Linked DNA regions of Homo sapiens: region 2 is linked to region 1. A link is an interaction called in ENCODE POLR2A ChIA-PET data of the cell type or tissue named here. Cell type or tissue: PC-9. All regions are shown on one strand. Links, peaks and the distances in the headings refer to the core of each region. The heading gives the core; the rest is flanking DNA.

The links. ChIA-PET counts read pairs that join two places held together with the same protein. Peaks named below come from ENCODE experiments on the same cell type or tissue, not always from the same donor. Only the 100,000 strongest peaks of a DNase experiment are listed, where the experiment ranks them.
Region 2: POLR2A ChIA-PET joins it to region 1 with 6 read pairs; 2 of 35 experiments call an interaction of 5 or more read pairs at or near these places.

The regions. Positions count from the first base shown.
Region 1 is chr15:60,196,209-60,207,645 of GRCh38, forward strand. All of the region lies in intron 2 of LOC105370839 (a long non-coding RNA gene), which reads left to right. Among named protein-coding and RNA genes, the nearest start is that of ANXA2, 200 kb to the right of the region's middle. In PC-9, for the core only: no CTCF peak of the experiment used is centred there; no DNase peak of the experiment used is centred there.
Region 2 is chr15:60,111,507-60,122,943 of GRCh38, forward strand. No RefSeq gene overlaps it. Among named protein-coding and RNA genes, the nearest start is that of FOXB1, 110 kb to the left of the region's middle. RefSeq lists enhancers at 6,551-7,241, 7,932-8,622, 8,623-9,312. In PC-9, for the core only: no CTCF peak of the experiment used is centred there; a DNase peak (open chromatin) is centred at 4,445; H3K27ac peaks cover 1,392 bases.

The DNA of each region.
Region 1 (11,437 bases), core at 3,577-6,076:
GAAAAGTATAGGCTCCTGTTCATAATTATAAAAGAGGGAGCACGCTTTGTCTGGATTTTGAAGCTGATTATTTTTTTTTTCTCCAAGCTAATTTTGCATATTTATTTAGGAAGACTTTCAAAGATGGGCAAGGTTTAAAAATTTGTTTATTTAAACTTTTAGTATTTTAAGTTCAGGGTATATGTGCAGGTTTGTTACACAGGTAAATGTGTGTCTTGGAGGTTTGTTGTACAGATTATTTCATCACCCAGGCATTAAGCCTAGTACCCATTAGTTATTTTTCCTGATCCTCTCCTTGCCACCCTTGAGCTGAACTATTAATAAAAGAGAAATGAATAGGAATAAAGGGAAGGAAGGAGGGAACCCTCCTGGCACAGGGAGTGGCAAGCACAAAGGACTGGAAGTAAGACAGCACACAGGGCGGCACACCTGCTGCATAAAGGGAAGGTGGCAGAAACTCAGCTGAGAGGTAGGCCAGGGCCCAGTCACCAAGGGCCTTTTAGGCCACTGTAAAGATTGGGGTCTTTGTCTAAAGAGAAACTTGAAGTCATTGAAAGGATGTCACTAGTGACATTCATAATCCAACTGAGTCTTCAGATCACTCTGACTGCCACGTTGACATGTATTAAAGGAGGTAAGGACAGCAGCAGGAAGCCCAGTGGCAACACGATTTGATGTGTAATTTTTAAGATCATTGGCTATCATATGGAGGAGGAGTTGGAGGGAAGCCATAGTGTACGTGGGGACATGTATGTGGATCACTTGAGGCTGGAGGGCAGTGGCACAATCTTGGCTCACTTCAACCTCCATCTTCGGAGTTCAATCAACTCTCATGCCCCAGGTTCCTAAGTAGCTGGGATTACAGGCAGGCATCAGCATGCCTGGCTACTTTTTTTGTACTTTTAGTAGCGATGGGGTTTCACCATATTGACCAGGCTGGTCTCGAACTCCTGGCCTTAAGTGATCTGGCCACCTCAGCCTACCAAAGTGCTGGGATTGCAGGCGTGAGTCACTGTACCCCACCATCAACAACACATTTGAGGCCCCACCTTCACCAAGTTACCACACTTCTCAGCCTGCCTCTTTATGGCTAAACTCAGCCTTCTTCTCGGTTTACCTTTCCTATTCTTATTTTCTCTTTTAAAATTTTTTTTGTTTTATTGAGTGGATATATGTAACTTTGAACACATTGCTATTTCTCATTTTATAAGATTCTATAAGAAATTATTTTTAAAAATTATTCATTATATAGTAACTTATTCTCTTGTTTAAAATATGATACACATTCATTGCAGAAACAAGAAGAAAATAAGAATAATCTAGAATCCCACCCTGGGGAGATTGCATTAGTTAACATCTTGGTGTATAGTCTTCCCATCTTATTTCTATGCTTATCTATATACCTATATATATCATCTTCCAGTTTTTCCATAGAAACGAATGTGTGTATGTGTTTGTGTGTATGCATTTGTATAAGTCTCTTAGGTTCATTTTGGAATGAGAGAAATTGATATCAAGAGAAAATAATAAATAGAGCGATGGATAGACCAAAATTTTCTCTACATTTTGAGCCCTAGATGATTTAAATCCTAGGCTGGTTTTTTGACATTATCAAAATTGTTTCTTCCCAACTACTTCTGTCAATAAATAATACTCCTGCTTGCTCAATCAGAAACAATTGCTTGGCCAAGTGATGAATGATGACTTAGAGGTTATGTGATTCCAGTCTTTCCATCTTGAGTCCTAAGAGTATTCAGGTTGATGGAAGACTGACCACAGGTAAAAAGTAAACACTCCCTATGGTCATGTCACATAGTCCCAGACCATACAGCACATTATATTTTAAGTTGTTTATATAGCAAAACTAGATTGGCCAGTGGAAATGACAAATCTCTTAGCTTTCTTGCTTCTAGGGCCAATCTATGAAAAGGCAGAAATTTGCTCCCAAGTTTTATCAAGACTAGTTTTGTTTTGTTTTGTTTTTAATTGCAAACCAACCTGAATCCAGTTCCCAAAAGGGAGGAATAATCAAGAACTACAGCCATCTGTACTAGCTGTCTTAGGAAAGCTGTAGCAGTAACACCTAGAGTAGGCACCACTTGGAACTCATGCAGTAGAAAACTGTGAGCAATGTGCACTTTAATCAGATGTTCAACCTTGCCCAGCTCTCTCCTCTGATAATCAGTTGGGACTGTCCTGAAATGCAAATACCTAATAGCATAGTCTACATGGTTTCATCTGGGTCACACCTATGTGGCCATTTTGTACTGAAACCCATAGAAATTTGTGGCAGCTATATCATACCCCAACCCCAAACCAGAAGAGAATATTTAAGCGTTTAAACAAGTCTGAACTATATTGACCAGGAGGGACAAACTGTTCACTGCAGGACTTTCCCACCTGAATTCTTCCTCCTTCTCTTCCTCTCATCCTCCCTTCCATCCTGCCTTTATGTATCAAATAAATAGGCTCAATACTTTGAATGTTTTCTATTGAGATGAATACAGTTTTTAAAATTAATTCAGCAGCACATTTGTTTATATGTAAAAATCTTTACATTCTAGACTTACCACAAAATCCCCTTCCAGATGTCTATCCCTAATTAGTCAGGATGTGTTTCAAAAAGGTAACTTTATTGGAATATTAATTCAGTTCAATTTTAAAACTTTTATTGAGCATGAAACATATGCCAGACACTATTCCAGGCGCTGGTGACCTCAAAAAAGAGACATAAACCCATCCTCATGAATTGTCCAGTTTAGTAGGTACCTCATAAACCCTGAGTAAAATATCCTAACTTTAAAAAGACGATATACTTTGATTAACATTTTGAATGTTTACTTAGATTTTAATACATAAGTCCAATGGGTTCTCCTCTTTAAACTTCATCTTCTTTCTGATTACCCTGAAATGCCTGTTGCTCTCTAATGACGAGTTAATAGAATTCCTACTTTCAGGAATATCTGTATAGTTCATACACTCCTTTTCTACACACACACACACACACACACACACACACAGAGAGAGAGAGAGAGAGAGAGAGAGAACATGTTCCTTTAAAGGGACTAATATGTTTAAGAAATTAGATGGTATGATAGGGCATTTCAGGAGATAACTAGAAAGCTAATTTTTAAAATAACATATCAAACAGAAATTGCAAAACCAAAAACATAATAACTGAAATTAAAAATTCAATGAATTAAGAGCAGATTAGACATAGCTAAAGAGAATATTAGAACTAGAAACTTGTCTTTAAAAATATATACCCCATCTAAAGTACAGATTAACAAACAAAGATGGAAAATACAAAAAAAAAAAACTATGTGTAAGAATTTTGTGGATAGAAGTGTAGAACTGTTAAAAGACAGAAAATAAAACCTAAATGAGTAAAAAGCTGTGTAATGATTTGTATATATGATGTATAATGATTATGGAGGGAAAAGTCAATATCATAAATATGTCACTTATCACTCAAGTTTATCTCTAAATACAGTAAAATGTCAAAGCTCCCAATAGGGACATGGGTGGGTGTGTAATTTGACAAGCTGTCTCTAAAATCCATATGGAAGTAAAAGACTATGAAATAGCTGAAACAGTTTTAAAGAATAAGGACAAGCGGAACTCAGATTACCAGCTTGAAAGACTTTTATTATAAATTAAGGCTTTAAAGACTTAATATAAGTTAAGACTTCAAAGACTTATAAATCCACAGGAATTAAAAAGCATGCTATGGCTCAGGAATAAAGAGATCAGCAAAACAGAATAGCTAGCCAGAAATTGAGTACACCCTCCACCTCCCCATCCAAGTACATGGGAGCTTGGAGGCATAACCAGGCAATGAGGGAAAGGAAGTCATCAAATAGTATGAGGACAACCAGCTGTCTACATGGAAAAAGTAGTATTTATTTATACCGTAATTTAATAGTGTATATAAAATTAATTTTAAGAACATTAAAGACTAAATGTGAAAAAATAAAATTTTAAAACATTTAGTAAAAACACATAAGACAGAATATTTTTAGGACCTAATGGTATAGAAAGAATTTTCAAAGACACAAAATAACTAATTATATTGGAAGAGATTAATAAATTCTAGTACATTAAACTTAAATCTTTTAACAAAAAATCACAAACAAAATTTAAAGGGAAAACCGCAAACCAGAAGAAAAATCTTGCAATGCATAGAACCGATTAAGAAATACCCAGAATATATAAAGAACTTCTACAAATCAACAAGAAAAAGACAAACAATGTAAAAGAAAAATAAGCCAAGTCTATGAACAAGTAATTCACAAAAGAGAAACCTCAAACAGCCAAAAACATAGGAAAAGATGTTCAACTTCAGTAAAAATGAGGGAAATGCAAATTAAAACAACAATGAGATATCATTTCATACCATCAGAATGTCAAAAACTCTAAAAGCCTGACAATACAAATGTAGAGAATGACACAAGATGACAGGAACTCTCATTCATTGTGAGGAGAAGCATAAAGATGTACAATTCTGGAGAGTAATTTGTCAACATCTAATAAAGTTTAATATGTGCATGTTTTATAAACCAAAGATGTCATTCCTTGGTAAATAAGGAAACAAACCCTCACACAGGTTTATTATGTTCCAAGCCCTGTTCTAAATGTTTTATATATTAACTCATTTAATCCTTACAACAATTCCATGAGCAAGGTACTCACAGCACAGAGAGGTTAAGTGATTTAAGGTCACATAACTAGTTAATGGCACAGCTAACAAGGAAACCCAGCAAACTGACGCCAGAATTCATATTCTTAATTCTTATAATATGCGACCTCTCTAGACGTCTTCTTACATATGTGCAAAAGGGGACATGTACTAAGATATTTACTCAGTAAATTATTTGTAGTGGTAAAACACTGGAAATGACCTAAAGGCCATCAAGAGGAAAATGAAAATGAAATGTGGTATCTTCATTAAATGAAATAGTGCATAATATTAAAATGAATAAACTAGACTTAACCTGTATCAATAATGATGAATCTGAAAAGCTCAATGTTGGGAAATAAAAGAAAGTTGCAGAAACATAAGTACAGTATCTAGAATTTGTCAACATCCTATTGGAGCCAGAATTGCTCTCATCTAATCAAACATAAGCTTCAGGCCCCTTTCAAGCCCCTGGGAGGGGCTCTGGCAACATGTTCACATGGCCGTATGTTTTGTAATTTTTATAAGTAAAATATTTTAGCCACACTTGGTTAAGACAATTGTCGCTTCTCACACCAACTTCAACAATTTCCTGTCCCTTCATATCATGTAGCATTGGAGTGACCAGGGGCACTTTTTGGATCTGATTGAGGAGAAGTTAATTATGGACACATTTAGTTTAGGTTTTATGGGACACATCCATGTGCTTTATAACCCATCTAATGCAAGAATTGCCCCCAGAAATATTCCTGCTACCTATCAAAGGTGCGTTCCCTAAGGCGTGATCAAGACATAATTGTGTTCTACAGCACCAAGAACCGGAAGTGTGGAGATGATCCAAAAGAGGCCATATTTGAAATGGATGGAATCAGAAGCTGGTCTTTGAAAAACTCAGTCATCAGACATGTAAAATTTCAAATGGGAGATTCGGTTTTCACTGATGCCAATTGAAAACAAAGCTCTCTTTTTAGGAATGGACTCATAATATAGCATATACAATTATAAACACACTGCTTTTATTTTGTTTTGGGGAAAACTTTCCAAAATAGAATTTCTCATTATTCCTATGTTTGTAGGGCAAAAACTCGTAGCAGCACTACAAAACAAATGAGTATTTCTGTGTACAGACTCATCCTTTACAAATTTCTACTATTAAGAACAACAACGACAAAAAAGCCTGATGCTGCATTGTACACCTATAATCCCAGCTACTCAGGAGGCTGAGGCAGGAGGAATGCTTGAGCTCAGGAGTTTGAGGTCAGCTTGGGCAACATAGTAAGACCACATTTCAAAAATAAAATAAAAGAATATGAACGTTCGATCAACAATGCTAAAGGGAAAAAATTATCTTTGTATTCATATTGTTGTTACTTAGGTAATGATATTTGTCTAAACATTCAGGAAACAATATCTATTTAGAAAAAAAATTAAGAAAACTATACAGAAAATATTAAATCATTTCACATAAAGTATGCAGCCAAAAACCTGGAGAAAAAATTTAACAGGGGTATGTCAAATAGTTAATTAACACAAATACTATTATTTTTCCAAATTTTTGTGATATTTGTCAGTTTTTACAATTTGTAATTTATTTTTCTTATTATTTCTCATATTTTTCACCTTAAAATATTGCCAAAATTTTGTAAGTTTCTGTGTGTAAAACTGAAATCTGCCCAAATCACAATATATTATTTCCTTTTAACTTATAAACGGTAAAAGGTGAAAACACACGCGGGAAGAACATGCAGCAACTTTGGGATCCTGTTTACCTTAGGACTGGAAAGCGGGGCCTGAGTGATGGGCACTGGCACCCCCCACTGTGTTCAGTGCATTTTACATACTCCGTAATTGCAATCCCTGAAATCTGGTGTGGATAAGCATCAAGCTAAATCTGAGATATGGTCTCATTCATGGAATTGTTTTGTTAAGTGACTAGGTGGGATGAGATTTGCCTCATTCTATAAAACTGGATATCTGACCTCTATTTTTACAAAATAGATGCAGTTAAATTAAGTGAAATCATAGTAAGAGAGATTTGTACACATTATAAAAGTGTATAATGTTAGATAGTTTGCAAAATGGCAATCTATATTATATGCAAGTATTACTAATGTCAATATTATCTGACATTTACTGATTGCTCAATATATGTCAGGTACAGTTCTATGTGCCTTATCTATGTTTATCTCATTTAATAATCCCAATAAGACTGAGACAGCTATTACTATTTTATATATCAGATCAAATATGTAACTTCTGATGGAAATGAAAAGTATATTTGATAAACTACACAATGTTTACCTATATTAATTAATACCTATAAAATATTTAAATAGTTAGACAGTTGCCTTTCTCAATTCACTCAAAAGCTATTAGTCTAGGTATATGATGTAATGTTAAGAGTTGGGGAATGGTCAGTCAAGAATGCTACAAACAATTATTGAATCCATTTTTAGTTTTTCAGTAGTTATTGAATGATACATATCTAATACATGTCATGAAAGATCTCAGTTTGAATTTTGAGGAATAATATGAAGTAATGTATATAGGCTTTCAGTTTCTCACTCACATTTTAATTCAGCTTCCACACTATTTCTTCTAAAATCAAAACTCAGCAAATTCAGATTACTCTCCCATCAAACTCAGAAATTCTGTTTTGGTATTTATCTGTGGACTCTTAAAATGCCACAACTTATAACAGGAATTTGCAGCATTATGGAATCAAGAGTTCCATTAAATATCACGCATTCAACAACTATATTTGCATAAAGTAGAACCCATGTACCGCAAACGGGATGGGAGAGGGGAAAAATCCCCTGCCCTCGCCGAGTTCGCAGATCCCATCTGAACCAATCAATAACATTATCAATTGTAGACAGAGGCACCTACAGAGAATTCTAAAATAAAACCACATGTGCAGATACATAGATGGGGGCCTGAGGACACAAAAACTGAAAGGAAAAAAGAAACCCAGCAGACCAGATTCTTCGTAAACCTCACTGCTTCACTCCTAAATGGATCCAAAGTCCAACAGCTTCATTACAATGGCCTGACTCAGGAGCAGGAGCTTTGAAATATCGCATCATGGTGGCAAACGGAGGGGTGAAGGGGATCTTTGGTGAAGCTAATGAAAAAAAAAAAAAAGTTGGACAGAACATTTCCTGCTGGAACGTGTTGAGAGTGTGTGGTGTTTCAACCATGGGCTCCTGATGATGGAACTTTAGTTGCTGAACATGAAGATAATTTCAGCACCCTACAATTATGTGCCTAATTAAAATTAAGAAATTAGAACACAGTTAAAAGGAATAATATTTTGCTCACAGCTAATTTCATTAAAGTATTAATGAACAGGACTCTTTTTATGGCCAGAGGGCAACCACTTTCTACAGAGTACTTCCATGCTAGCTAATTTATTCATGCATGAAAAACAATCCAATGAGAAATGAGGGAGCTGAGAACTGCTGGTCCTAATTAAAATATTTAAAACACCATGTCTATTTTCTTCCATCTAGCCAAATACCTAAGCCTGAGCCAGCATGGTGCCAATTAACATGGAAAAAGCAAATACAAACACCCACGGTTTCTGATTAAAGTGCACATTATTGTACCATGCAATATATTGTTCGGCACATATATGTAAATGTTTAATTAACCCATGTCTAAATCTCAGCAACATTCAGAAATCGATACTTTAATCCCTAAACAAGTGGCAATCTGTGTAGGGAGACGCTGACTTATTTATCACCGTGTTTTATTCAAACCTCATTTGTAGCAGTCGTGTGCTGGCCATGCTAAAGCGTTTCTTAAGGGAAACGGGAGGGAGGAGATTCTTTGCTTGGCAGACTTCTTTTCAGATGGCAGCGAGATTGTTAGTCGCCAAAGACTCGTGAAAGGAACTAGGCTAGCCTCAGGTGATATGAAATTTTTCATTAATAATGCAGGGGGAAGTCTGGATCTAAACCCATTTGTCAGCCTGGATAGCAACAACAATAACAACACCTGCACATGTACACGCACACGCACACGCGCGCACACACACACACACACCCACCCCTCTTCTCTTTGTTAACTAAAGACCTATCTGTTGGAACAAACTCCAAGACATCCCTACCACGGCAGCATGTTGGAGAAAAATGTCTAAAACCCAGAAGTCGAAGATTTGAAAATCTTACAAGTACCCATCAGAATTTTATCATTATGTTAAAAGCAACCATAAAAGGAGAGTTAACATTTTAGCAGCTGCCAGAGTTAACAAGCACTTTCAGTTCAGTTATTTCTACTTCACAATCCTGGGAGGCAGGCTGAGCAAGGGACACCAAAGCTGAGGGCAGTAAAACGATTTGGGGAAGCCACACACAGCACACGCCAGAGCCAGAACTTGAACCCGCATCTGTGAATTCTATAATCATTCCACTCCACACCACATTGATTAAAACGGCTCTTAATTTTTTATGTAGAAGAGACCAAATCTTCAGAAACCCAATTACTACCTATTTAGTTATGAAAAGTCATTTATCCTTTGCTTTTTAGCATTTCTTAGGAGGTAGGGAAGGTGAGGATATATTAAACACAGTTTCTTCTTTCTGAGGTTTCTCATTGTTTTTAGCAACTAAAACCATGGGATTTTAGACTAAGATCTTAGATATCATTTGCCCAGAGCATTTCAAACTGTTTGTGGCAGCAGAATCCCTTTTTTTCCCCAAATACCATCTTTGTATATACAACCAATATATTGACACAGATAAAAGCAGACCCTTCTGATGGAGGGGGCTGAGGCACTGCCACAGAACCCGTTTTCTGAAAACCACTGTGTTCATCAAAGTGTTTATTAAACAGCTGGAGGAACTGAGGTCCAGAGAGGTGAGGACACAAGGGAAGTACTCATGCAAGATAATAGCAGACCTGGAATACACCTACAGTAATCTTGACCCTCTGCCCCATGCTCTTTCCACAGCATCATGGTCCCTAATGAAATCAACCTAGACTATGATGCAGTTAAAGAGCCAAATAGAGGTGAGAGTGTTTGTGCAAAATTACCAGCAACAATACAGGAATGTATGGTCATAAGGCAGGACAGCCTAGTGTACAAAGCAAGAGGTGAGATTCAGAGGCAAGAGACTTAAGAAAAAGATTTGTCTCTGTCCTACAGGCTCTTCATTTCCATTCCCTGGGGCCCAGATTCCTCATTTGAAAATGGTGTTGATATCTCACAGAATTGTATTAAGAACCAAACAAGAATCAAGGAATGTGCCCTTTCAAAAGTATTTTATCACACTGCATTGCAATTGCTTGTCTGTTTCTGTCACTGGACTCTCAGCATTATTCCGAGATAATGTCAATGTTTTACTATCTATTCATCCTCAGTCTAGAGTTGCTGCTCAAATAGCATTGGATGATGTTGAACTCATAATGACTAACATATATTGTGCATTTATTTACTATATGTTAAATATAATGCTAAGCATGTGACATTGATCATATATTTCATCTTGACACCCTCATAAGACATACTGTCACTGTCCCCATTGCACAACTGAGAAACAGAGACACAGAAAAGTGACTTACCTGTCCAGTGTTCCAGAACTATTATAATAAGCTGTGGAGCAAAAAACCGACACTGAGATGGTCAAACTTCAGAGCCTAAGCTCTTAGTCACTGTGTTATACAAAAGCAGCAAAATAAGGTAATAAACCAAAAGTTATCAGCTAGGGCATGAGGCAAATATCTTAGGTGGGAAAGCATGTGAAACACTGGGCATCCACTGAGAAACATGAAGTGCAAATTCCAAGAAGAGTTTTGTTCTCGATGACTGTTCTAAAAAGCAGAAATTAGGGAGAATAAGAGAACATTTCTAACCTCTAAGAATGATATTGGGAAAGAGATATTTCCACTGTTAAACTCTCAGAAAATGGTCTGATTCAATGTGTCTAAAAGAGAAAGACTCTCAAATACGCTATCCTTGTGATCAACAGCCTCATCGTTCTCATTTATAAATATACATACACACCCCCAAAAAATCATGCTGTACTGTGAAGTAGATGTTTATGGTCACAGTGCAGGTTGATGAGAGTCAACAGAAAGATGGCACTGGTCCTCTCATATGTAACCATGGAATTATTGCTTACAAATGTAAGCAGACTCAGCAAGTGTTCATGGAAACTCATTAATGATGTGTTCATACTTGCTCATGAAGGAAAGTTGTGCACACCCGAGACACATCCCAGACATTTTCAGGTGTAATCATAATTAGCATAATGGTCAAAAATTGAATAATGGGCCTGAACAGATCACTGGTCTAACCCTATGTAATAGTCTTCATGAGATCTTGACATTAATTGGTAATTAGTAACTACAGTCGTGTATGTAAATTCTCTCTTTGATGATGAGATGGGTTACATTTCCTGGGTTCCTAATTTTCAGCTGGCATTGACTAAACCCTTGCTGATTATAGTTTTCCAATTATTGAGAAGACTTCAAGGAGACAGCTCATATTCCGTCATTTTACACCTTACAGCCTATCTGCATCCTACTAAATTTCTCAGTTCTTTGGAATCTGAAGTAATCTAATTAAATATATTTTCTTATAACATACCAACATGTAAGTTAATATTTCAAACATTTGGTATTTTCTCCAAAACAGCCAGTATGAGATAACTAGATTTTTCAAAAGGTTTGTTTGTTTTTAATTCTCTTCCCATAAGCAAGTTTGGTTTTTGAAATTTTCCCTTTCAAGAAAGAAAAAATAAGCAACAAAGCAGA
Region 2 (11,437 bases), core at 3,487-5,986, 85 kb before region 1:
GAGAACAGATGATGCCACTATTATTTCCTTCTAATAGCCCTAAAAAATGTAAAAGAATAGCAAATCAAATTCAAAGAAAGCAACAGGAAGGAATTAATAAAGATAAGTGACAATTTATGAAATAGAAAAGACATATACAATCTAGAAGATTAGCAAAAAACAAGAGTTGTTTGTTTGAAAAGGTTAAAAAAATTGACAGGGCCAGGAGCGGTGCCTCATGCCTGTAATCCCAGCACTTTGGGAGGCCAAGGCGGGTGGATCACCTGAGGTCAGAAGTTCAAGACCAGCCTGGTCAACATGGTGAAACCCCATCTCTACTAAATATACAAAAATTGCCAGGCATGTTGGCAGGCGCCTGTAGTCCCAGCTACTCAGGAGGCTGAGGCAGGAGAATCGCTTGAACCCGGGAGGTGGAGGTTACAGTGAGCTCAGATCATGCCATTGCACTTCAGCCTGGGCAACAAGAGCAAAACTTCGTGTCACAAAAAAAAAAAAAAAAAAAAAAAAAAAAAAGGTTGACAAGCCACAGCTGAGACTGATCAAGAAAAAGAAAGACACAAATAAGTAATATGAGGAATGAAAAAAAGAGACATATGGCAGGGTGCAGTGGCTTACGCCTGTAATCCCAGCACTTTGGGAGGCTGAGGTGGGTGGATCGCTTGAGGTCAGGAGTTCGAGACCAACCTGGCCAAAATGGCAAAACCTCATCTCTACTAAAAGTACAAAAATTAGCCAGGCATGGTGGCGGGCACCTGTAAGCCCAGCTATTCAAGAGGCTGAGGCAGGAGAATCGCTTGAACCCAGGAGGCAGAGGTTGCAGTGAGCCAAGATTGCACTACTACAGTCCAGCCTGGGAGAAAGAGTGAGACTTTAAAAAAAAAAAAAAAAAAGATTAACAGAGAATGAGGATATTATAAACTCCTTTCTGTCTATATATTTTAATGATTTACATTAAATGGAGACATTCTTGGAAAAGTTGGACTCAAAAAGAAATAGAAAACTTGAATGCTCATAAAATTACAAATTGAATTAATAGTTTAAAAAATCATCCAGTATTGGGAGGCTGAGGCAGAAGAATTGCCTGAACCCAGGAGGCGGAGGTTGCAGTGAGCAGAGAGTGCCCCACTGCACTCCAGCCTGGGTGACAGAGCGAGGCTCCACCAAAAAAAAAAAAAAAAAAAAAATCATCCAATGAAGAAAACACTAGTATCTGATGGCTTCTACAGCAAGTTCTAATAAACATAAGATACAGTTATTTTTATTTTTTACCCAAACCTCCAGAGAATAGGAAAAGAGAGGACATCCCCAGCTCATAAGAAACTAGTATAGATTCTAAAACTTCACAAGGACCATAGATAAGAAAGGTAAGTCATACGCCAATTTCACACATGATATCAATGCAAAAAATCCTTAAAAAACCATCTGAGAGCAAACTCCAATAATAATTGAAGAGGATAATAATATATTATGATCAAATGGGGATTATACCAGTATATAAGCTTAACATTTAATAATTAAATTTTTAGTAAACCAGAATTAGAAGTGAAATTCCTTAATCTGTAAAGGAATATATATTAAAATCCTACAGCAAATAACATACTTAATGGTAAAATATTAAAAGCATTCCTTTTAAGATTAAGAACTAGATGAGGACGCTTACCAGGACTATTTTCATTCAACTTTGTACTGGAGGTCTTAGACGATACAGCACCAAAAAATAAATAAAAGTTATAAGAAGTGAAAAGGAAGAAATGAATCTGTCATTATTCATGTATAACATGGTTGTATAAACAGAAATTTTTAAAAATCTACAGATAAATTGTTAGAATTAACATGAATTTAGGGTGTTTCTAGATCCAAAATCAATGTATAAAAATCAACTGAGAGATATTAATAAAGATTTACATGTTTGGAGGAATATGCCAATTCAATAAATTTCCCCCAAATTTACTTATAGATTTAATGAAATCACAGTTCAAATCTCAATAGTTTGTTTTGGAATAATTCAAGATGATCATAAAATTCATGTGGAAATGCGAAAAGCTTACAAAACCTGAGACACTTTTGAAAAAGAAATCTTGGGAGGTCTTGCTATATCAGATTCTAAGACATTATAAAGCTATGACAATCAAGATATTGTGGAATTGGTGCAGAGATAAACAAATAGACCACTAGGACAAAACAGAAAGCCCTAAAACAGACTCATATATATATATATATATATAATATATATATAATATATATATTATATTATATATATATATATGAACACGTGATATTTGACAAAGGTAGCAAAGCAGAGTAGTGGGAAAAGGACACATTTTTCAATTAATGATGCTGGAAAAATTGGGAATCACTTGGGAGAAACTGAAATTAAACCCCTATCTCATATAATATGCAAATAATAATTGTGGATGGATTTTAAAACTAAATGTAAAAAACAGAGCTATAAAGATTTTAGAATATAGGAAAATATTTATGAGAAGGATTTCTTAAGACAGTAAAAAAATACTAATCTTAAATTAAAAATTGATAAATTTTACATCTAAACTATATTTACCAAAGATAGCATTTGAAAAGCAAAAAGAAATTTTTGCCATAGAATGGGTGAAGCCAATAGCCAACACATATAATTCATGAGGGCCTAGTGTTCAGAATGTATTTTTTAAAATCTTACACACCAGGAGAAAGATAACTCAAGAAAAGACTTGGCAAAAGACTTGGGCAGGGGCCTCATATAAGGGGAAATCCAAATGATTAATAAACACATGAAAGTGTAAGCAATCTCAGTTGTCGAGGAAATGCAAATTGTATGCCACTGTGACAAACCACTCCCTTCCTACTGGCACAAGTAAACAATAAGAACAATACCAAGGATTGATGAGCATAGAACTCTTATCCCTGCTGGTGAAAGTATAAACTGGAAGCAGTACATTTTGGAAGCAGACCACCATCATCTCATAAAGTTGGAGATATGCAGAGTCTTTGATCCAGCAGCTCCACTCCTGAGTTTACACCCTTTAGAATCATGGACTTATGTGCAGCAAGATACATTTTCAAGACTTCATAGCAGCATCGTTCTTAATAGCCTACAGTGGAACAACTCCATATTAGTTAAGGTGAAGCTGGCTGATTCATTTGACACGATAAAATCGTTTATTTCCTACTCCCATGTTAGGCCAATGTGGATGCTCCCAATCAGGGTGTTCTTCTGGGCAGCTCTCATCCTACCGGTGATTCAGGAACCGAGGTTTTTTCTATCTTGTGGCTTTCCAGTCTTCTACACATGGTTTCCAAGGACACCCAGAGGTCACCTCTAGTCCACACGTGGGGGAGGGGGGTGGGGAAGATAATGGAAAATCATAGGTGGGAGGTGTGTGTGGGCAGACCAGACCCCATGGTCATACCTCACTGAAAGAAGGCTGACAAAGCCATCCAGATGTGCCCAGGAACAAGAGGTGCCCGGCAGAACACAGGGATGGTGATTCACTATTAATCTCTGGCACGAGCCAAAATGCCGAGAAACAAAAGAATGGATACGTTGTGATACATGCGTACAATGGGATGTGATTTGGCAATGGAAGTGAACAAACTACACCTACACCCAACAAGGATGAAAGTAACAAAAATAATGTTGAGAAGAAGCTAGACCTGAAAGAAGACTGTGGCTACATTTCTATCTACATGTACATAAACATATACAACTCAAAAACAGACAAAACTAAGCTATATTGTTTAGAGAAGTATACAGAGATCACAAAAGAATAGGGAAAAGCAAGGGAATTGTTAGAATTAAAGTTGGGATAGTACCTCTGGGGGACGCCGGATTTGTGGTTGGGAAGGATACACCGGGGGGCTGGCAGTCTCCTATTTCTTGGCCTGATGGTGGCAGCTGTTGGGGTATTTATGCACTTTTCCTCACACATATTTTGCATCCACACACACAAATTCAAAATGCCAAATGTGTTTTTGACCTTCACATAAGAAGCCCTGCTATTTGGCACAGAGAAAACCAGTTTCCCTCTAGGTGGAATACCATCGCCCCTTGGAAAACCAAGCTTTCCTCTCTTCCCTACTGGAAACTGAGTGCCCTCCAGACCTAATTTTCTCTGATTTACCATGTTGAAGGGGAAGAAAAATCTGTGCTCCCATTTGACATAATTGCCAAACACCCAATTTTGTTCCTGTAGGTCCCTATGTCAATGCTATTATCTGCTGTTGTCTTCAACAGCAGATAATTACTATCTCTTTCCCCAGTTGATGAACGGTTTCTGCCATCATCTAGTTTTGCAGTTAACGAAATGCCATTTTGCTACTGGCGTTACTACTTCTCTCATGATCTCTTTATCTTTGTTTCCTATAGTAACTTGTAAATTCCAGTGACTCATATCTCTCTTGTTCCAGACACTTAACTTTCAAATCTGTATTTTCCACTCTCCAGTGAACAATTTGTTTTACATTCTATTGCATCTCCCTTTCATCATCCTTGAATTCTACAGCTGGGAAAAGCCTCCGTCCTGTTACCCAGCCCTGAACACCTTTGTTTTTCCATTTCACAGACTCAGGAATCCGTTCTTGGGTAGCGACTCAAACACTCAGCTTTTGAAGGTAGATAATTTGAAGTATTTCCATGTCCCCTCGCATAAAAGGCGTTTGTACTGGTGTCCTTCAGCAGAAACTTCTCTCTGCCTCCTACTGAGATATCCAAAGGGCTGGTTGGCTTCCAGCCCTGGGTCCCAGAAATGGTGGCATTTCAGTGGCAAGATTCCCACTACCTCTTGATTGTGAAATGGATTGGAATAAAATGTGCAATGAGAAGGGGAGTAACATGGGGATAAGCAGCTTCGATTCTCCTTGGCTGCCTCCTGAAAAGGTTGGCTGCATCTTCTAGGTTACCTGTCAGACATTGGAGACCCTAAGTCTCCAAGTTCTAGAAGAGCAGAGCTTGGACAGTCTTTTCCCTCTCTCTTTCTTACTGCAGGAGCAACTGCTTTTAGTCACCCTTGGGAGGAATACCTACTTGTGACAGCAGCCTGGGAGAGAAATGTTTTCGGGGTATTTTTCTTTTTCTTGTTTCTTTTTCCCTCTCCGAGTCAACTTAAGAAGGTCTCAGAGCTAGTTTTCAGGCTGTTTAGGGTTTAACACCTGTTATGTTAGTACAACTTGTAGGCACACCCTCTGATTAAATTACCTCTTTAGAGAAAAAGAAGCCAGCTGTAGAACTAACACTCATAAAACTAATGAGTAAATAAATAAGCAGACCCAAAAGTTGTGAAGCAATCCAGAAATCACCAAATCAAATACAATTTATTATTTGTCAGTTTCCACTGGTATGACTGAGGCTTGGCTATCATTTATTTTATTGAGTCTCTCCTGCAGATTAAAGCTCCCCATTCAGGACAGATGTTTTTAAAGGTTGTTCTGGGGAGGAGACTCAGGTTGCACCTAAGTGGGATTTTACGCAGAGCTTCCCTCACAGCTGACTTCCTTCCCCTCCCCTTTCTATTGTAAATTACCTTGGACAAGCCTATGGTAAAGAATGTACAGCTATTTTGATTTTTAAATAAAGTCTTTTTTTATATGGCACTTACTACCTTCAAACACAGATCAGCAAAACTAATGTAGTAGGTTACAAAAACCTAATCAATCTAGAATGATTCAGTTTATCACTTCGGGTCTTTCAAAAGATTTAAAATGTCAGAGTTGTAAAAAAAAAAAAAAAGCAAGATATTAAAAACTGTGCCAACTAAAACAAATATTTTGTTGTACTTACATATCTCAAGCATTAAAATGATATGATTTTAATGCTTCTCATGACAGCATCCTTAGTTATGCATGGGCTAATTGGAAAAACAACTTATTTTTAGGTAGGCCTATAGAAATGTTTCCCACAGAAAAACATTAAAATTTTCAACTGATAAAATGTATTGATCACATAAAGTCTCATCAATCCTATCAGATACTTGGTATTTTAACAGTGTTCTGAACCCTGAACGATTGCTTGGAGGCAAAGTAATTAGAAAAGAATTGCATACTATTCACAATATCCATATTTTGAATATTTATTTTCCATATTAGAGGGGTTTTTTTCAAAGAACTTTTCCCTACCTGAACCAGATAATTTTTAAAATGTGTTTTCTTTATAAAAGGATAAATAGGATTACTTAAATCATCTTTCATAAATTAGCTACAGTCAGGAAATGATAAATTAAGGCTGCTAGCCACCAGGCTCTCAAATTAGGCATGCATGCACACAGGCACACATTAACTGATACGTTAGCAATTTTCACCTTAAATTGTCAGGATTGTCCTGGTTAATCTCACACACTGAATAATAACGTAAAGTGCTTTGGGTTGCAGTCACTTAGTTTGTAATAATGGTTGATGCCTCGTACAAATAATGCTTTTTAGGAAGCCTCACAATTTAACAGGGAAAAAAGGTTGAAGGAGGAGTGTTTACATTTCCCCCTATGTTTGATACACCCGCCTCTCCTCAAAGTGTCTCCTCTGATCAGAATTTTAAAGCGTTCTTAAAATACATCATAAAATAAAATTTAATGTCAGTACGGCATTTGTGGACTGGGGAAGGGAATGTGTGGGTGGGGAGGTAGGTGGGGGAGGGAAAGGAGTTTAACAGCAGATCTTCCTTCAAAGAAAAAGGCAGGTTAGTGTCTTTTTCATGCTTACCCAGAGCAGCCAGCTTCTGCTCATCGGCACCCCAGAACACACAGAATCTCTCCTCCCTGATCCCAACACTGGCCAGTGTACTCATTTCCCCCAGCCTGTGTGTTAGTGCAACCAGCTCGGGGTTGTGCCCTAAATACTGGAAAGTCACAAATCACTGGTTCAAATAGACCCGCTTCTTCAAAGGAAAGAATGGGGAGTGGTGAGGGAAGGAGGAGGAGAGATGCTTAAAGGGATTTACGACCCCCTTGGGTGATGGGTTTGGCACCTGGGCCATTATGCTTCGACAAGGACTATCTGGCAAGTAACAAGAGACATTGAAACGTACGAGGGGCCGATTAGGATGGTTCAATCTTCCCTGGATTAGTCAGGCATTTGATATAAATAAGTAAACACCCAAATCACCTCCACCACAGCCCAAAATGTCTTTCTCTCACTCTCTCTTTTTTTCACAGAGTGAAAGGGACTAGAGATTAGAAAAAGAGGTCTTGTGTATTCAAAGTGCTAATTCAGAACTTCTTTCTCTAATGCACTCATGAAACATTTTAATTGTCTGACTTTGCATTCAAAAGCCTTGTTTGCAACTCCTAATTGCAGGCTGCTTTGAACAAATAATTGAAATGCATGACTTGTGGGGCCTGCTTAAACAATTATAATGTGCTTTGCCGCTACGTGCCGGTCCCCCTCCCAGCCCCATTCCTTTTTGCATAATGACAAGCAGCCAGCTTGATATTTGCAGCCAAGTTAAAACCTTGCTAATTTGCTGTGCTGCAATCTGGGGCTGTGGCAGTGGCCATACCTGCATTAGTGCTTGCAACAGCAAAAATGGCTCTAATAGTTCAACTGAATGTTAAGAAGACCTTTTCATTTTCTGCTGAGAGAATCCCACTGGGGTTTTGTTTTCAAAATACAAATCTTTCATGTGCCTGTTAGTTTTGTATCTACACACAATTTATGAAGCTATTTCCCAGAAAACTCTCCCCAACCTGATTTTAACAGAGTCCTCAACAAACAGGTTCCTTCCTTTCAGGGGGCTCAGGTTTAGAAATGAAACAAGAGTGTCCAGATCCTGGGAATGCCCCATCACTGACCACAGTGGGCGGCTGAGGACCACACACAGGGATGCTGCCTCTGAAAAGGAGTCTCGCTTTTAGAATCTAGAACACGGTGCCAGATGTGCCTTCATTCTAGCCTCCTTGTCAGGACTCAGAGGCTTGAGGAAACTAAGATTGCATGCATTCACGTTTTGAACATTTAAGGTTTTTTGTTTTTGTTTTTGTTTTAATTGCAGTAAAATACACACAACCTAAAACCTAGCATTTTAAACAGCTTTAAGTGTATAGTTCAATGGCATTAAGTGCATTCACACAGCTGTGCTGCCATCACCACTGTGCATCCATACATCTCTTTTCATTTTGCAAAACTAAAACTCCATAACCATTAAGCCATTACTGCCTATTCCCCTCTCCCATCAGCCCCTGGCAACCACCATTCTACTTTAAGTCTCTATAAATTTGACTACTCTAGATGGATTGTTTTTTGAAAAGATCAATCTTACATGTTTTAGGATTAAAAGGATAAACATTTTACTCTAAGAATAAATTATGCCTTTACTGGAATCATCTAGTTCAGTAATTCACAATGCTCCCATTATTTTGCTTATTTCTATTTGGGGTTGGCGGGGGGTGGGTGGCATTTAGCAGATTGAAGAAAGTAGATTTTAAAATTCACTGTTTTGAGGTCCCAATTCCACCTGATAAAGACCGCACTAAAGATGACTTCCTTGCCCCCAGATACCTCCCAGATGCTCTCAGTGGTCTTGGCAGGGTGGCCACAGGAGGGGGCCTCCAGTGGTCTAAGCACTGTGTTTCATATATTATTGGTTCTAAGAGCTCACAATGACCCGTGAGATAGGTATTGTCTCTTTTTTTTACAGATGGGAAGTTGAAGCTCAGAAAAACTGGGTAATTTGCCCAAAGTAACACAGCTCCTCTGTGGGGAGATTGGGATTCAAGCTGGGTCAGTGGGACTTCAAAGCTCTTTTCAAGACACTGAGCTGCACAGCAGGAAGGATCCACAGGAAGTGGTACTTCAAAGACACTTGTTGTTTGGCAGGGAGAGTGGGGATTAACACCAGCTTGTCCCAAGACACAGGTGTAACACGTGTGGGGGAGCTGAGGGAGGGGAATTTCTAGTCATTGTTATGAATACCCCGCATCCCACTAGACTAGGTTGCACCCAGCAGGTGGTATTAGAACCCTCATTGAGAACTCTGGCCCAGTGTTTCTTGGTTTTATTAATCTCCAGAGAAGAGCCCAAAGATTCTCTTCATAACCCACTTTTGAGCTAAGAAAGCCATTCATCCCAATAACAATAGCTGGCCTTTATTGAGTGATTGCCATGCACCAAGCTCTGTGTGTGTCACTTACAAATACAGGCAGCCTTGCTCTCAAGTTCACACACTTAATACTACCCTAGAAAAATTCTCTTAACATAAAATGCAAGTCAATCTGCAGAGCCCCATTCAGCTCCATGCCTTCAGTAGAGAACGTGTGTGTGTAACACTGGGCTATACTGCCCCAAGTGAGAGTTCTCCCCTATGATGGGTAGGCCACATTTGGGTCTTCCAAGTCACAGCATATGACAGAAAGCAACAGCTCTGCTTTTCTAGGCAGGTAGTCCCATCTCTCCAGGTACTCCTCACTAGAGATGGTGACTATAGCGCACACACACACACACACACACACACACACACACACACACACATACACACACTCTCATACATACACTACACACACAGACATGAATAGCCTCTTTCTTGGATGGAAACATTTGTTGTAGTCATCTTGTTGCCTAAAACATCACCTCCAATGTTTTTCTGCTCTCTAGAAGTCCAAATTAAAAACTCAAATGTGTGCTATGGAAATCAAATGATGTAGACATCTATTACAGATTTCTCCAGGAAGTATTCATTCATGGCAGAATGGTTAAGGACCACAGTCTTGGAGATAACTCAGTTTCAAATCCCATGTCTGTCGTTTATTAGCTGTGCAATTTTGAGCAAGTTACTTATCTTTTCTGCAGCTCAGCTGCTTCTGTAAAATGGGAATAACACCACTAGCACCTACCTAAAAGAGATAGTTGAAAGCATTATGGATTGCAGCACGTTGAGTGTGTAAAAATCCCTGAATAAATTAAGCACTGAATAAGTATTACCTATTCTTATCATTTTAAGTTGAAAGGTAATTAGGTACCCAAAATATTGTCAAAAATATTTCACCAGAATTTAATCAAGCCTTTGCTCTCACTTCCAGATTTCAGAACATACAAGGGGTAGAAAAACAAGATAAATGAAACTGCGCAGGGCAAACATCAGACAATTCCATAATTGTCATACATTCTACAGGACAACTAGCCAATATACTCCTACCAATTATTATCCAATAATAGTGAATCTTCCAATTACTTTAATGCTTCCACATTAAAGTAATGGTCACCACTGGCCATCACCACAAGCCTCTGCAGGGCAGGCCTCAGGCCCATTGTGTGGATAAGGAGTTGGTGTTTTGCCCACTGAAGATAGCCAGCTGCCTTGCCTTGGCCACACAGCTAATAAGGACCGAGGGAGGATCACAACATTCTTTCCCCAACACCTGTTTTTCTCAAGAGCGCTTCACCTCCACCCTCTGCCCCCCAACTACTGTGCCTCAAATACTCAGATCATTTTGATTTGGCTTTTGTAACTGCAGTTAGGAGACAGCTGAAACAGAACAAACACAGAAAAACTGAAACCCTCCTAACCTCTCGGTTCTAATTTACCTTTTGTCGATTTGAGTCACTGGCTACCATCTGCTGAACTAGCTACCTGGCTGCATCCTTGGGAGGCCACAGCTGACTCACTTTGCCACATTTGCCTGGTGAAGAAGGGCATATTCAAAGGTGAACTGGCACAGTCAGCAGCTTGCGCTTAATTATTCACTAAGACTTTCAGGACTTATTTCTTCAGGGTTAACAGAAGAACCCAAGCCTGTGAATGTAGCCCTCTGCACCCAGCATCTAGCCCAGTACCGGTCACAACCAAGTTCTTAGACGTGTTTTCGGCTAAGGATATCTTTCCATCATTTTTCACCTGCAAATATTGACCCAACTTGAAGGGACACCCACACAGTTGGGACAATTTCAGCATCAAAATGAATAATTGATGGTAATGGATTGCAGCACATTGAACGTGTAAAAATCCCTGTGTTTAAATGAGAATCAATGAAGAGAAAGCAAGCCAGCAAACAAATCCTCATTTGTTATCTTGGAGAAGGCCATTACACCAACTCCTTACTCTGGAAAGTGGTAAATAAAAGGTAAGAATTATGTTCTTTCCAGTTAGAACTCTATTTTAGGTTGACCATTAAGCCCCTGTTGATGAGGCAAGGCCTTTTTTATGGTTGAATACTGGTTACTAAATGTAGAAGGAATTGTCAGGGGTCAGAACATGCTACCCCAAAATATGACACCTTGAAAACTGAGAAAACTGCAGAAGCAGAAAGGTCATTCTCTGACTTTCTCATGTCTTTCTGTGTAAGAGGTAGCCATAAAATAACTTTCTGACCTACCTCCCTTCAAAGTAGGTCACAGGATCCTCATGTGACAGGTGTCCTTACCTATGCCAGGAGGAAAGAAATGAAGATACAGAGAGGCCAAGAAGAATCCTAACGAACAGGTCGTGCTAAGTTCCCCCCAGTTCATTACCATTAGGTCA